3 separate regions of the Homo sapiens genome follow, and regions 2 and 3 are each linked to region 1. A link is an interaction called in ENCODE POLR2A ChIA-PET data of the cell type or tissue named here. Cell type or tissue: PC-9. All regions are shown on one strand. Region 1 holds the start of TTC7B-AS1 (TTC7B antisense RNA 1). Region 2 has its middle 13 kb from the start of DGLUCY. Region 3 overlaps TTC7B (tetratricopeptide repeat domain 7B).

What was found. ChIA-PET counts read pairs that join two places held together with the same protein. Peaks named below come from ENCODE experiments on the same cell type or tissue, not always from the same donor. Only the 100,000 strongest peaks of a DNase experiment are listed, where the experiment ranks them.
Region 2: POLR2A ChIA-PET joins it to region 1 with 6 read pairs; 2 of 35 experiments call an interaction of 5 or more read pairs at or near these places.
Region 3: POLR2A ChIA-PET joins it to region 1 with 5 read pairs; 3 of 35 experiments call an interaction of 5 or more read pairs at or near these places.

What each region holds. Positions count from the first base shown.
Region 1 is chr14:90,641,128-90,643,627 of GRCh38, reverse strand. All of the region lies in intron 15 of TTC7B (tetratricopeptide repeat domain 7B), which reads left to right. It overlaps TTC7B-AS1 (TTC7B antisense RNA 1), which reads right to left and starts at 999. Exons shown (of 5, transcript NR_110134.1): 1 at 898-999. RefSeq lists enhancers at 546-1,150, 1,151-1,755. In PC-9, no CTCF peak of the experiment used is centred here; a DNase peak (open chromatin) is centred at 1,027.
Region 2 is chr14:91,099,527-91,102,026 of GRCh38, reverse strand. It overlaps a transcript of DGLUCY not described here. Among named protein-coding and RNA genes, the nearest start is that of DGLUCY, 13 kb to the left of the region's middle. In PC-9, no CTCF peak of the experiment used is centred here; no DNase peak of the experiment used is centred here.
Region 3 is chr14:90,715,009-90,717,508 of GRCh38, reverse strand. The region is part of intron 5 of TTC7B (tetratricopeptide repeat domain 7B); the gene reads left to right. Among named protein-coding and RNA genes, the nearest start is that of TTC7B-AS2, 19 kb to the right of the region's middle. In PC-9, no CTCF peak of the experiment used is centred here; a DNase peak (open chromatin) is centred at 1,328; H3K27ac peaks cover 2,062 bases.

The DNA of each region.
Region 1 (2,500 bases):
CCAGCCTGGGCGACAGAGCGAGATTCCGTCTCAAAAAACAAACAAACAAACAAACAAACAAAAAACTTAGGCTGTTAGGTCATCCTAACATAAGGTCATCCTTATTTTTTTAAAATACTTTATCCACTCTTTCCCAATGTGTACCATTGGAGCACATGAGACAATTTTAGATGGACTGTGGATGAACATTTTTAATAGTTATACATTCCTTTTTTTTTTTGAGACGGAATATCACTCTGTTGCCCAGTCTGTAGTGCAGTGGCATGGTCTCGGCTCACTGCAACCTCCACTTCCCGGGTTCAAGCGATTTTCCTGTCTCAGCTTCCCTAGTAGCTGGGACTACAGGCGCCTGCCACCACACCCAGCTAATTTTTTGTATTTTTAGTAGAGACGGGGTTTCACCATGTTGGTCAGGCTGGCCTTGAACTCCTGACCTCACGATCTGCCCTCCTTGGTCTCCCAAAGTGCTGGGATTACAGGCATGAGCCACTGTGCCCAGCCTAGTTACACATTCTTAAATGTACATTAGAATGTAGTGATTTGATGAAAATTATTGCTCAGGGGGCTATTAAGAATTTTCCAAGTCAATTTAAAGAAAAATATTAAGTAAATATTAAGTAACTTCTGCCAGATATACTTGGATATGGCAGAAGTGATGTTGAACTCCAGTGGGTGAAATCTGGGAAACAGGGCTTTATAGCTTGTTTGTCCTGAGTTACTGAGGGCTTCCACTAGCTCTCGGTGATTCTCCTATTTTAGGCAATTTTGATCAAGATAGCTTCCCTCTCTGTGTCTTAGTTTTATTCTCTAGGAAATGGAAGTTCTTAAACAATCAATATTATACGTAACCTAAGAACTATCACTGTAAACTGTCATATGCTAGAATCATCTACCTACCTTCTTATCTTTCCTCTGAATCACTATAATCCATTGCCTGTTGGTTAGGCTTTGTTGAGAAGGACTTTGTCTTTTGGGCTACTGGGTTACCATTTCATCCTCAGTGGCAGTAGCTTAGTAACCAGTACACAATGGCCAGAAATAGTAAACATTCCTGCACGCTGGAAGGTTCTGATTGTCTACAGAGTTGCAGGGTCAGTAATGGGGCAGGGACTGCTTGGGGTTGGGGAGAAGGGAAAGAATGTAGAAGGTGGCCCAGGGTTGCTCTCTTCACTTTCAGAAGGAAGTGCAGCCACAAACTTTAAGTGGGTCAGCTCTGGCTTTATTTCACTGCCTCATCACCTCGCTGTGTTTTTAATCAGTGCTTTTCAGCAGCTCTCCTTGGAAAATTGGTTCACACATTTCCATTACAAACATTTCTTTGTCTTCAAGTGAAAAGGGCACTTCTTCCCATCGAGAGAATTCTTGTTATAATCCAGGAAACCTCTGACTAGAGATTTCTTTTGTAGGCTCAGCTATTTATGCAGAGTGAATTAAAGAGCTTTGCTGCAGTGTTTTACTTCTTGCAGATCTCAAACTTGCTCTTTTGTACACCAACTATATTTCTGGATTTTACCCCAAGCTGTTTATCCCATGGAACCTTAAAATGGTTAAAGCACTTTAAAAAATATTCGATCCTTTAACCATCGGTAAAGTACAACCTGATGCAATTGAATTCAGTGTCTCTCATCAATATTTATAAAGCTTCATTCCGTGTCTCACCCTCCAACACACACACACACACACACACACACACGCACACACACACAAGCTCTTTCATTAGGCATTGGACTCCAGGGTATGGTTCCTTCTTCCATAGCCTAGGGTGTCATCCAAGAGGAGGCTTATTAAACTAATAGCCATACCACATGGTAAGCAGTAAACAGTGGTGGCTAATATGGTAATGCCTCCAAGTGACAGCAGCTGACAGCCTTTTCAAGTAGTGGAAGTAAGGAACAGCAGTGGAGATATTTGAGGAATGCAAGGCTGTTATTTTAATGTTAAGCCGTAAGCTCAAAAAAGCAAAGCATATGGCAGCAGGTCTGAGAGCAGTCCGTGACTTGTTTGCTTTTTAAATATTTGTATTTCTTTGCGATGGGAAACTTCTTCCCAAGAATACTTTATTAAAAGTTGGGGCCAGATGTAATCAGTGGATCCCATGGTTTCTTCCCAACCTGGCTAAAACATTTCAACACCAACCGAAACAAGATTAAGTGGGCACTTGTTGCAACTGCCATGTAGTATTATCTGTTTGTTTGTGACAAGCTTGTCTGCAGCAGAACTGTAGACTCCCTGAAGCCTGGGAGTGGAGGACATAGCTGATGGGTAGTCAGGCCTTGATGGAGGTGAAACCTTCCCTCCGTGAGGGTCAGCTCTGTCCACCTGTTGGGCAGTTAGTAGAGGAGACAGCTGAAGGCCCTTGGAGGAGCAGCTGGTCCCTCCAGCGTTACATTCCTGTCACCATGAAATGATAAAACTTGCTGTTTAAGTACTTTGAATAAGCTTAACAGGGTCCAAAAAGTTCTAAGCTGAGAGGTACCATCTCAGCCACTTTGTCACTCCA
Region 2 (2,500 bases), 460 kb before region 1:
TATTCTCTTCTGGCTCTTTTGAGATCTACACTAAGGCCAGGCATAGTGGTTCACGCCTCTAATTTCAACACTTTGGGAGGCCAAGGTGGGAGGATTGCTTGAGCCCAGGAGTTTCAGACCAGCCTGAGCAACATAGTAAGACCCCATCTCTAAAAAAATAAAAAATTAGCTGGACATGGTGGCACACATCTGTGGTTCCAGCCACTTGAGAGGCTGAAATGGGAGGATCGCTTGAAGCTGCAGTGAACTGTGATCATGCCACTGCATTCCAGCCTGGGTAACAGAGCAAGATCCTGTCCTCCCCAGAAAGACATGTACAATAGATTGATGTTAGTATAGTTACCCCATTGATCTATCAAATATCTGATGACTTACTTTGACTCAACTCAAGAATGCGTCCATAAGCCAATTTTATGATTTGTGTGGCATTTGGAACATCCCTGAAGTGTTAGGGTGTGACCAGCAGCAAAGGAGTGCACGACTTCCAACGTCCTGGTGGAAATGTCATATCATTGTAAGGGCATCAGGGATGCCTGCTTTCTGAGCATCTCCACAGTGTGGCAGCTGGCCAGGCTATCGCCAAGAGGTGGCCTAACCTCACACAGGGGCTCTCAAATGAAGTGAAAAAGACAAATAGCGCATGATTCCACTTACATAAGGTTTCTAAAAGAGTCAAATTTAGATAATCCAGTAGTAGATTGATGGTTGCTAGGGGTCGGGGAGGGGGCTAAGGGTGAAGAGTGGGCTCCTAACCAAGGAGCATGAAGTTTCAGTTAAGCAAGATGAATAAGCTATAGAATCTTCTGCCCAGCGTTGTACCTATAGCCAACAATGATGTTAACATAGTTACCCCACTGATCTATCAAATATCTTTATTGACACCCATAAAACTTTGTTAAGAGGATAGATCTCATGTTAAATGTTCTTACCACAATAAAATAATTTTTTTTTTTTTGGAGATGGAGTCTCGCTCTGTTGCCCAGGCTGGGGTGGAGCAGCATGATCTCGGCTCACTGCAACCTCTGCCTCACGAGTTCAAGAGAGTCTCCTGCTTCAGCCTCCCGAGCAGCTGGGACCATAGGTGTGCGCCACCATGCCCAGCTAATTTTTGTATTTTTAGTAGAGACAGGGTTTTACCATGTTGGCCAGGCTGGTCTTGAACTCCTGGGCTCAAGTGATCCACCTGCCTCGGCTTCCCAAAGTGCTGGGATTACAGGCGTGAGCCACTGTGCCTGGCCAAAATAAAATTTGTAAAAAAAGAATTCACTGGAGAGCTTGTTAAAACACAGATTCCTAGATACTGTGGGTAAGGTCCCAAAATTAGCATTTCTCAGCTCCCCAGGAGGCTGGTGCTGCTGGTCTGGGGACCACACCTTATTACCACAGTGGAAGAAGATGGGATGCTGTCAGGTTGGAGTTTGAATTCCAGCCTCATCCAGCTTTGCAAGCTTGAGCAAGTGATGTCAATGCTCACCTGTAAAATGGAATCAGAGTATGGTACACCTTGAGAAGTTGTTTTGGAAATCAGAGAGAAGTCACGTTAAGTCCAAGGTCCTAAGTAGGTGCCCAGTAAAAGAAAGCAGTTGCTATTTTTGTCACCATTTTAACACACCTCCACAACTCACAGCTGTTTGGATTAGGCATTCAAGACAAGCATTGACTTAGCCTCAAAAGTCGTGAGGAGGTTACTGAATTGGTAATCTCTCCACCCTCTCTTCCTCCTCTTCTGAACACCCAGGCACCAAAATAGCCCCTAACACCCACCAATGCACTGCCAGCGATGACATTTCTAAGCGGAGGAGATAACTGATCACTTTCAAATTCTGTAATATTTTAAGTACATTATCTTTGAAATCTGGGTCAGGATGAATATTGAACTTGGGCTCATCAAATGTTAAAGCTGAAAGGAAACTTCGAAACCATCTAATTTTCTTTTCTTTTCTTCTTCTTCTTTTTTTTTTTTTTTTTTTTGAGACAGAGTTTCACTCTTGTTGCCCAGGCTGGAGTGTAATGGCGTGATCTTGGCTCACCGCAACCTATTGCCTCCCGGGTTCAAGCAATTCTCCCGCCTCAGCTTTCTGAGTAGCTGGGATTACAGGCATGTGCCACCATGCCCGGCTAATTTTGTAGAAACCATCTAATTTTCTAGTTAAAGGTGAGGATGTCGAAGGTGAGGAAACTGAGACCTAGGGAGGGGTAGCAACTTGCCCAAGGTGGCACAGCAAGTCCAAGGGCAAGGGCAGAACTGGAAACCATGTGTGCTGCCTGCTGGCCCTGGCTCAGACTTTCACAGCCTGATTCTCAGCCCAACTGACCCAAAATGCTATGCTTTCCTAAATAAAACTGCAGATCCCCTGGGTTGGTGGGGATACCCAGAACTGAGTGGGAATAATTCTCATTCTATGGTGATATTCACCTAAGGGAACAGATCAGAATCTCTAAGAAAAAAAGGGAGATTTTTATGCTTATCAGCGAAGGGCATTTTTTTTTTTTTTTTTGA
Region 3 (2,500 bases), 74 kb before region 1:
AATTTTTCTAAAAGTACCCACCTTTATATTTGTATGGCAATGTCTGCCATAGACCTGCCCACCAATAAAGAAATCTGTAATATGATTGTATGTTCTCATAGCAAATTCCTGCATTAAATTACAGGGTTTAGAAAAGTCACGGATTATTTCTTTTCTTTTTTTTTTTTTTTGAGATGGAGTCCCTCTCTGTTGCCCAGGCTGGGGTGCAGGGGTGCGATCTCAGCTCACTGCAAGCTCCGCCTCCCGGGTTCACGCCATTCTCCTGCCTCAGCCTCCTGAGTAGCTGGAACTACAGGCGCCCGCCACCATGCCCGGCTAATTTTTTGTATTTTTAGTAGAGACAGGGTTTCACCATGTTAGCCAGGATGGTCTCGATCACCTGACCTCGTGATCTGCCTGCCTCGGCCTCCCAAAGTGCTGGGATTACAGGCGTGAGTCACCACGCCTGGCTGGATTATTTCTTAATTGACATTTGTTTTTTCCACCTTCCTCTGTATTTTGGGTTTGAATTTTTACTTTTTATTTGTGAATGCCTTCTGGTGATGGTTCTCCAGGTCTGGTGTGGACACGCTGTATCTTTTTTTCTGCTAGCTCTTCCTCCTTCTGCCTCCCCCTGGCATAATTTGCGTCTTCTGTCTCTCTGTTCTGGCTGACTGATGGTTGTGGTAGCTGGTTCTCCTCTGAATCTCCCTGGCAAATTAGCAACAGAAGCAGTGATCCCTGCATCCTGGAAATAAGCAGTTAAAATACCAGGAAGAATCTAAAGCTATATTTTTTCTGAAGAATACCCAGAAAAACTCATTAGCCAGGCTTAGTAAAACCTGAATTACAGATCTTTTTAAAAGATGCAATTATACTGCTTTCAAGTACATTTTGAGCTAGTAAATTAAACACACATACACACACACAAAAACAAACAAAAAACTGTTGCCTACTCAATTCCATGAATGTTTATTGAGAGCCTGCTGGGTAAGCTCTGGGGATATAAGATGAACAGAAGCATTCTCTGAGCTATGGGAAAGACAAGGATGTCAATGGACAAAGATTCCTTGCTTGGCCAAACTTTAGCCACACTTCGAAATCTTCTGCTAGGCCCATCTGTACACTTCCATGTAAAATCCAGTTTTAGCAAAAGAATCTGTGAAGTCATTTTAGCCAGAATCCCCCATTCTCTAATACCTGATCATCCTCAGTGTCTGATTGGGTTCCTCAGCCACTACCATCCCCCAGTTGCTATCTGATCACCCTGGCCCGTCTTCAGCAAGAATCCTGTTAGATCGGTTTAGCCAGAATCTTTCCTACTCCTCATGTTTCCTCTTAGTGATTTTCCACCCACTGACCCCCACCCTCCTTCTTGGCTGTAAAGCTTCACCTGTTTAGGCTGTACTTGGAGTCTAGCCACTCCTTCCCTCCCACTGCAAGACCCAGTTGCAGTGGTCCCTCTGCCTATCGTGACGGACCTGAACAAAGTCCTTACTCTGCCTTAACAAGTATCATTGAATAATTTTTTCTTTAACACAACAAATAATTATATCACCCTGTGAAAGGCAGTATAATGAAGGTCTGTACTGGGGGAGAAGGAGAAAGGAGAGGAGGAAGGCGGAAGTATTGTAGTTAACTACTTGGGTGAATTCATTAGGTTTCTTAGAAGAATTAACATTTGGACTTGGTCTTTGAAGGAGGGATAAAACATACCATCTGACAGGGGTCTTGGGAGAAGTGGGTGGGGTGGTGGTCATGGTTGAGTGCTGAATCTACAAGGCCAGATACACTTTACGTGCTCGTGAGAGGCAGAGTTGTGCAGCACTGACTCTGGATCCTGCTCCTGGGTTCACATGCTTGGTCTCCTGTTGACCAGCAGTGTGACCTTGGCAAGTCCCTTCACTTTCTCTCTGTTTCAGTTTCTTCATCTGTAACTGGGGATAATAATAGGACCTGCTTCATAGGATTATTAGGCTGATTTAGAGAGTAATTTTAATGTGCTTTGAACACATTATCATTACACATAGCAAGTACTATGTAAGGGTTTGATAAATAAATAAATCAAACCCTACAGAGTAGAGGGTTTCCAGCTCCCATAGAGGGAAAGGCAAGAATTTGCAGCTAAGAAATCTGAGAAGGTGGCAGCACCAGTGGCAGCGTAGTTCTGGGTCTTCTCCTATATCCACGTAAAAAAAGACACAGCGACTAGAGAGCAGACCCAAAAGCTCAGGAACAACATTTAGAGCTAGACTAGGTGGCAGAGTATCCTCATGAGCCCCAACATACCAGCTGATGGGGACACACTACCAACAGCTTCACAGCTGGCATATTATTTGCATTTGTGTGCAACAGGGCATCGGATGGGTCTGGGAACAGGAGACCCTAAAATAGCCATCAACTATTTACTGGGAAGCTTGTCTGGCCAATTTGAGATAAGCAGCTGAAAATGAGAGGATTTTTGCCCAGCAAGGTCTAAGGGGCCAGAGCAGTCAGGCCCTTCTGATGACTTGAAACTGAC